Regions from separate parts of the Homo sapiens genome. Here region 2 is linked to region 1. The links are chromatin loops, found by intact Hi-C in ENCODE. Cell type or tissue: B cell. All regions are shown on one strand. Each heading gives the region's core, and the rest is flanking DNA. Links, peaks and the distances in the headings are about the cores only. Region 1 holds the start of LOC124904836 (small nucleolar RNA U13). Region 2 holds the start of PHACTR4 (phosphatase and actin regulator 4).

What was found. Peaks named below come from ENCODE experiments on the same cell type or tissue, not always from the same donor. Only the 100,000 strongest peaks of a DNase experiment are listed, where the experiment ranks them.
Region 2: a loop joins it to region 1, with 4 times the contacts of the local background. A loop is called at or near these places in 17 of 110 quality-filtered maps.

Annotation. Positions count from the first base shown.
Region 1 is chr1:28,516,731-28,519,630 of GRCh38, forward strand. RCC1 (regulator of chromosome condensation 1) reads left to right here. Exons shown (of 13, transcript NM_001381865.2): 4 at 1-137. LOC124904836 (small nucleolar RNA U13) reads left to right here and starts at 746; the gene lies at 746-845. RefSeq lists enhancers at 139-198, 1,273-2,124, 2,125-2,900, 2,269-2,478 and silencers at 1,349-1,988, 2,039-2,128. In B cell, for the core only: CTCF peaks have their summits at 1,432 (motif pointing right) and 1,643; a DNase peak (open chromatin) is centred at 1,521; H3K4me3 peaks cover 1,482 bases; H3K27ac peaks cover 1,843 bases.
Region 2 is chr1:28,368,875-28,371,774 of GRCh38, forward strand. PHACTR4 (phosphatase and actin regulator 4) reads left to right here and starts at 866. Exons shown (of 14, transcript NM_001048183.3): 1 at 866-951. RefSeq lists enhancers at 38-993, 644-938 and a silencer at 1,020-1,239. In B cell, for the core only: a CTCF peak has its summit at 1,411; DNase peaks (open chromatin) are centred at 737 and 1,277; H3K4me3 peaks cover 1,807 bases; H3K27ac peaks cover 1,890 bases.

The DNA of each region.
Region 1 (2,900 bases), core at 159-2,658:
GAATGTGTAAGATCTTGGAGGAAGACAGCAGAGAGAGAGAGAGAGATCAGAGATCCCAGGGTTAAAAGTTGGAGAAATTTCACAGTACATCATCCAAAAGAGGAGTCCATGATGGAGGCAGAGGTAAACTTGGAGAGGTAAGAAACCCTGAAGACAGGGGAGTGCTTTGTGGCAGGCTCTGCATATAAGAATTCAGCCTGGCCAACATGGCGAAACCCAGTCTCTACTAAAAATACGAAAATTAGCCAGGCTTTGTGGCAGGCACCTGTAATCCCAGCTATTTGGGAGGCTGAGGCAGGAGAATCGCTTGAACCTGGGAGGCAGAGGTTGCAGTGAGCCGAGATCTCACCATTGCACTCCAGCCCGGGTGACAAGAGCAAGACTCGATCTCAAAAAAAAAAAAAGTTCAGTTCAGTTGGTAAGAACTCATCAAAAGTGTCCATCTAGACTTTGGGTGCCGTAGAATGACTCAGAGTCTGAATCAACATGAAATCGAGAAAACGTCCTTTGCAAGGGTTTCAGGGAACACCTGAAATCCTGAAGAACTGTTTGTATCCATCCTGAAGAATGGGTGTTAATAAGAGACAGCCTTTTCTTGGTACCTGTTTTCCATCTCTAACCCAACCCCAACTCACACCCTTCTATTTTATCTGGTCTCTCTCATTCCTCTTGCTCCTCCCCACTTGGCTCCCGTTTTCCCCAAGTCCATTCTCTATTTTGTTCTATAAGATCTGATCATATTAGGATGCTCTTGTAGCTCATAAGAAGATGACTGGGTGTTCACACGCATATGAGATGTGCCTCCCTCAAACCTTGTTAAGACATGGGCACATACCCATCTGATGTTAACTCACGGGGAAAAAAATCTGATCATGCCATTCCCGTGCCCAAATTCCCATATATCCCTACTGCCTCAGGATAGAGGCTGGACCCCTTAGACACACAAGACCCTGTATCCATGATCTGTCACTCCCACAGGCACCCTCTACTCCCATCTACTTGGCAGTTTCCCACAACCTCCCTGGGTTCTCGTGGTTCCCTGTCATTGCAAACGTCGCTTCTCCTAGGATGTCCTGCCCCCCTAGACTTAACTTGGAAAGCTGTTCTTAAGCCCCGGACTGAGTCAGATGCCCCTCTGGGTATCCCTGTCATAGCGTTGTGTGGTTGTTGATAGTCTGATTTTTCAACCTTCTCCATGCCCTCTTGAGGGTAGGGAAGATGAGTATCTTTTTTCTCCGTACAGACCCTACCGCACAAGATTTTCCTAAACAGACCGAACTCAAGGAGTCTTTCTGGTTGTTAGTCCACGTGTCCCGATTTGGGGTTTCCAAAATACACGCCCACTGGAACCGGGCCAGGGGAGCCAGCCTGGCCAAGGGCTCCCCCAGCCCGGCCAAGGGCTCCCCCAGCCCGGGAGCGCGCCACATGCAGATCCTGGGATGGCCGCCAGGGGCCGCCGGGCTCTTTGTTTTCCTTTCTCACCCGGGTCGGGGCCAGAGGCCTGCAGAGCGCATGCTCTGGGGCAGTTCGCGGCCCGGCGGGGAGCGCCGGAGTTCCTTGTGGCCGACGTGCACCAAGGTAGGTCTCGCCTGGGACGCGCGGAGGGTCCGGGCAGAGGGCGGTAAGCGGAGCGGCCACAGCCGGAGCACGGGCCGGTCCACGCGGGCCTAAGTCGCTGCCCGCTCTCGCCCGTGTCGCGCGGCGCCGGCCCCACGTGAAGCCCGGAGGCAGGAAGGCGCGGTGCGGGCTCGCGATTCCCCGGCCCCGCGGGGCGCTCCAGCAGCGGCTGGGCGCTGCCTCGCTGGAGCTAGGGCCGCGCGGCCCCTCCGCCGCCGCGCCTCTCACGCCCGCACCGCGGCGCCCGCGCAGGCGGGAGATTCAAACTGCGCGAGCGCGGCGGGCCGGGTGCGCGCGGCCGCCCGGGCGGGGGATGGGTCTCTGCCGCGAGGAGGATGGTTTTGTCCGGCATGCGCTTGGAGAAGGCGGTTTGCAGATCGGGGAGGGAGCCCTGCCCGGGAGAGGGTGGGTCGTAGGAGCTCGAGGGTCTCCCGCTGTGGACCTTTGGGAGCCGTGTGTCTTGAACTCCGCAGCAGCTCAGTCTGTCAGCAGATTATTTGCTGGCCATTTATTGCGTCCCTCTCTTGCGGGGCTGGGGGACAGTAGTGAGAAGAGCAGGCCCGTGTCATTAGCGAACTATGCCCTTGAACCCAGGCGACGGACGCTACTGGCAAGTCATTCATACGTCACATATTGACCTAACTTCGACCACGTGTGACTTGTGTGCCCTAGCAGAAGTTGAGTGTGTGGGGTGTTACGGGGAGCCCTCAGGGGGATCCCCCACCCTGCCCAGGAGGCTCAGGGATGGCTTTCCAGGTGAAGTGACTCTTGAATGGGGTTTTGAAGGAACAGAGTTTTTCAGGCAGTCTGAGGGTAGTGGGATTAGGGTGATACAGGCAGAGGGATTGCACGTGCAACGGCATGAAGGTATAGGTATTGTGGTCAGGGATACCACAGGTCTTGAGGTGACTGGAGGAGGAGAGTAACAAGATGATACAGCAGGGGCTGGGTCACGAAGCGTCTTGTGTGCAAGACTAAGGAACTCTGCGGGGTGGAGGAGGCAGGGAAGATTTCCCCCAAGAAGGGTATCAGAGTGAAACCTGGACAGATGAATTAGGAGTTCACGAGGCTCCTGTTTCAAAGACATCCCAAGAGCAGGAATCCTGTTCTGTTCATCGTTACAACTTTCTCATCAGATGCCCTTGGGCAACCCACCCAGTCCCCCAGAGCATTGGTTTCCTTATCTGTAAAGCAATGGTAGGGGGCATGTGGTGAGGATATAATTTTTTTTTTTTTGAGACGGAGTTTCCACTCTTATTACCCAGGCTGGAGTGCAGTGGCGC
Region 2 (2,900 bases), core at 91-2,590, 150 kb before region 1:
CCTCAGCCTCCTGAGTAGCTGGGATTACAGGCATGCGCCACCGCGCCTGGCCAATTTTTTTAATTTTATGGATAGTGTATTTGAAAAGTCACATCGATTTTTCTCCTGGAATGTCCTCTAGATGTGCCGTAGCTTCAAGTTTTACATGTAGGTCTAATTTAGGTTGTGTGATACAATGGGTTTGCATTTAGAAGGGTCCTCTGGCAGCAGCAAGGAAGGTTTTCGGAGGGTGATAGCCTAGGGCCTGAAACTACTGAGACTTGGAGAGAAGTGATGGTGGCTTTCACTAGGTGATAGTAGTGAAGGATATCGAAATGAATTAAAATACTGGGGATGTAGAATGACTGGACTTAATGGCTTGAGGGAAGTGTCCAGAATGATTCCTGGGTTTCTTACGCACAACACTGAGGGTAGATAACTTGCTTGTACGTTTTTTGCACTTCAAATTGGTCCTCAATAAATAGTTTTTCCTTTGGGGAGGTTATGATTGAAATTTGGCCAGTCAGGGATACAGTTTTCTCAAACAACACTCTTGTATCAGTTCCCTTTTTGGGTACTGCCTGGAGCCCAGTATTGAACCCTGTCCTCCCAAGCCCAAAGACCTTTGCCTCCCATAGTACCAGGAAAGGTGCCCAAGTTCTTTTACACACAAGGTGCGCAGAGCGGCCAGCGCATGCCCAGAGAGGTCGTAAGGAGGACGACCGCCCGGAGAGAAAGGACGCACGCTTCCCGCCATTTTGTTCAGCTTGCCGGGCAACCGGCCCCTGCTGGGGACTACAAGTCCCGTAAGCCTCCGCGGCGGCACGTCCTACCCTACACTGTCCAGCCGGCTCCCTTTTTCCCCCTCCCCGGGGGCCAAGGGCTCCGGCTGCTGCCTGGCGGCCAACGGGCCAGGTAGGATTTCCGGGAGAGGCTGCTGTGGAGGCTGAGGAGGCGGCGGCGGAGATCTGGGTAAGTTCAGCGAGCAAGGGAAAGTGAGCAGGACGCGCTCAGTATCAGGCTGCGGCCTCCTCTCAGGCTGCGGCCCCTTTCTTGGCTCTGCGAGAGGGTCCCGGTCCGGGCAGAAGGTAACGGCCCGGGTCGCCGTCGCTTCGGGCCAGGGCGGGGCGGGGCCGCCGCCTCCCTCCTCGGCCCTCCCACAACGGTCCAACCCGGGCTTCTCCGCCTGAGGCAGGGCCCGCGCAGGCTCGCCCTCTCCGCCCCCCGAGACTTGGCTGGGCCCTTTTGTCTGGGCTGCGTTGCTCCCCCTTTGTGTCCGTGCATGGAGTCTCCGCCACGGGGGAGCCTGTTCCCCCGGTCCCCAACAGGGACTGCTCCCTGGGGATCCGGTTACAGTAACCGGATCGGGTCAAAGTACATTTTTCAAAACCGTCCTGCCTCAGACCTCTGCACCCCTGCTGGGCAGAACGGGGGCTTCGGAGCCAGGCGGAGTTTCTGTAAAAACCTGGAGGTTATTATTTAACTTTCAAACATCAGCCTGGGCGGCTTCAGGGCACGAAACTCCCGACGTTTTTCTTGGTGGAGAGATGAGATTAAGGAAAAGAAGCGACCCCTCTCTCCCACCCTCTACACCCCGGCTCCGGGAAACCGGGAAGGCATCGAATTTGCTGCGATGTCTGTGCAGCTCACATCTGTGATCGGTGGACCAAAGAACCAGTGGTGAATGGTAGAATGGCAGTTCACGCACCTCCCAAATCTCGGAGGAGAGTGACTTACAGGGCATCACTGATTGCTTGCAAAAAAAAAAAACCCTCCAGTGCTTCATTCGGACACTCAGCTCCTCGCTCCTTCCAACCTCTTCCTTTTCTTGTTCTTTTTAAAACAAACAGTGGAAGGAAAAAGTCCTTCAGTGGAAGAATTTGCTTTATAGAGGAACCAGAAACCCAGTGGCTTCTAGAAGTCACTTACTTTTTCGCCAAATTAAAGAAATGAATTTCGGGCGTGGTGGCGCGCGCCTGTAATGCCAACTATTCTGGAGGCTGAGGCAGGAGAATCGCTTGAGGCCAGAAGTTCGCGACCAGCCTGGGCAACACAGCAAGACCCCATCTTAAAAAAAAAAGGAATGAAGCCCGTTTAGAAATGAAGCCAGTTTAGGGGATGAGGTGTGGTAGATTCTTACCGGAAACCGCGGAACTGCGTGGATTGTGGATTCGATCAAATTTGGCTAGATAATGGTAACTGTGTATGTCCTCCTGTTGGAAGACTGCATTGCTAGAATCAGCTTAAGGTAAAATTTGTTTGTTTGTTTCATTTAAGAGACAAGAGTCTAGCTTGGTTGCTGAAGCTTGAGTACAGTGGAGAGCTCCTAGTTCACTGTAGCCTCGAACTTCTTGGCTTAAGCCATCCTTCCACCAGAGGCTCCCAGATGCCTGGGACTAGAGGCATGAGCCACTGTGCCCGACTATTTAATTTAATTTATTTATATTTATTTATTTATTTTGAGACAATCTCACTTTGTTACCCAGGCTGGAATGCAATGGCACGATCTTGGCTCACTGCAACCTCCACTTCCCAGGTTGAAGCGATTCTCCTGCCTCAGCCTCCTGAGTAGCTGGGATTACAGGTGTGTGCCACCATGCCCAGCTAGTTTTTGTATTTTTGGTAGAAACAAGGTTTCACCATGTTAGCCAGGCTGGCCTTGAACTCCTAACCTCAGGTGATCCACCCGCCTCGGTCTCCCAAAGTGCTGGGATTACAAGCGTGAGCCACCGTGCCTGGCCAATTTTTATGTATTTATTTTTTGAAATAGGGTCTCGCTGGGTTTCCCAGGCTGGAGTGCAGTGAGTTGAGCACTGCTCACTGCAGCCTGGACCTCCTCCTGGGCTCAAGCCTCTGCCTCCAGAGTAGCTGGGACAACAGACACAGGCCACCAGCGCAGCTAATTAAAAAAATTTTTAAAA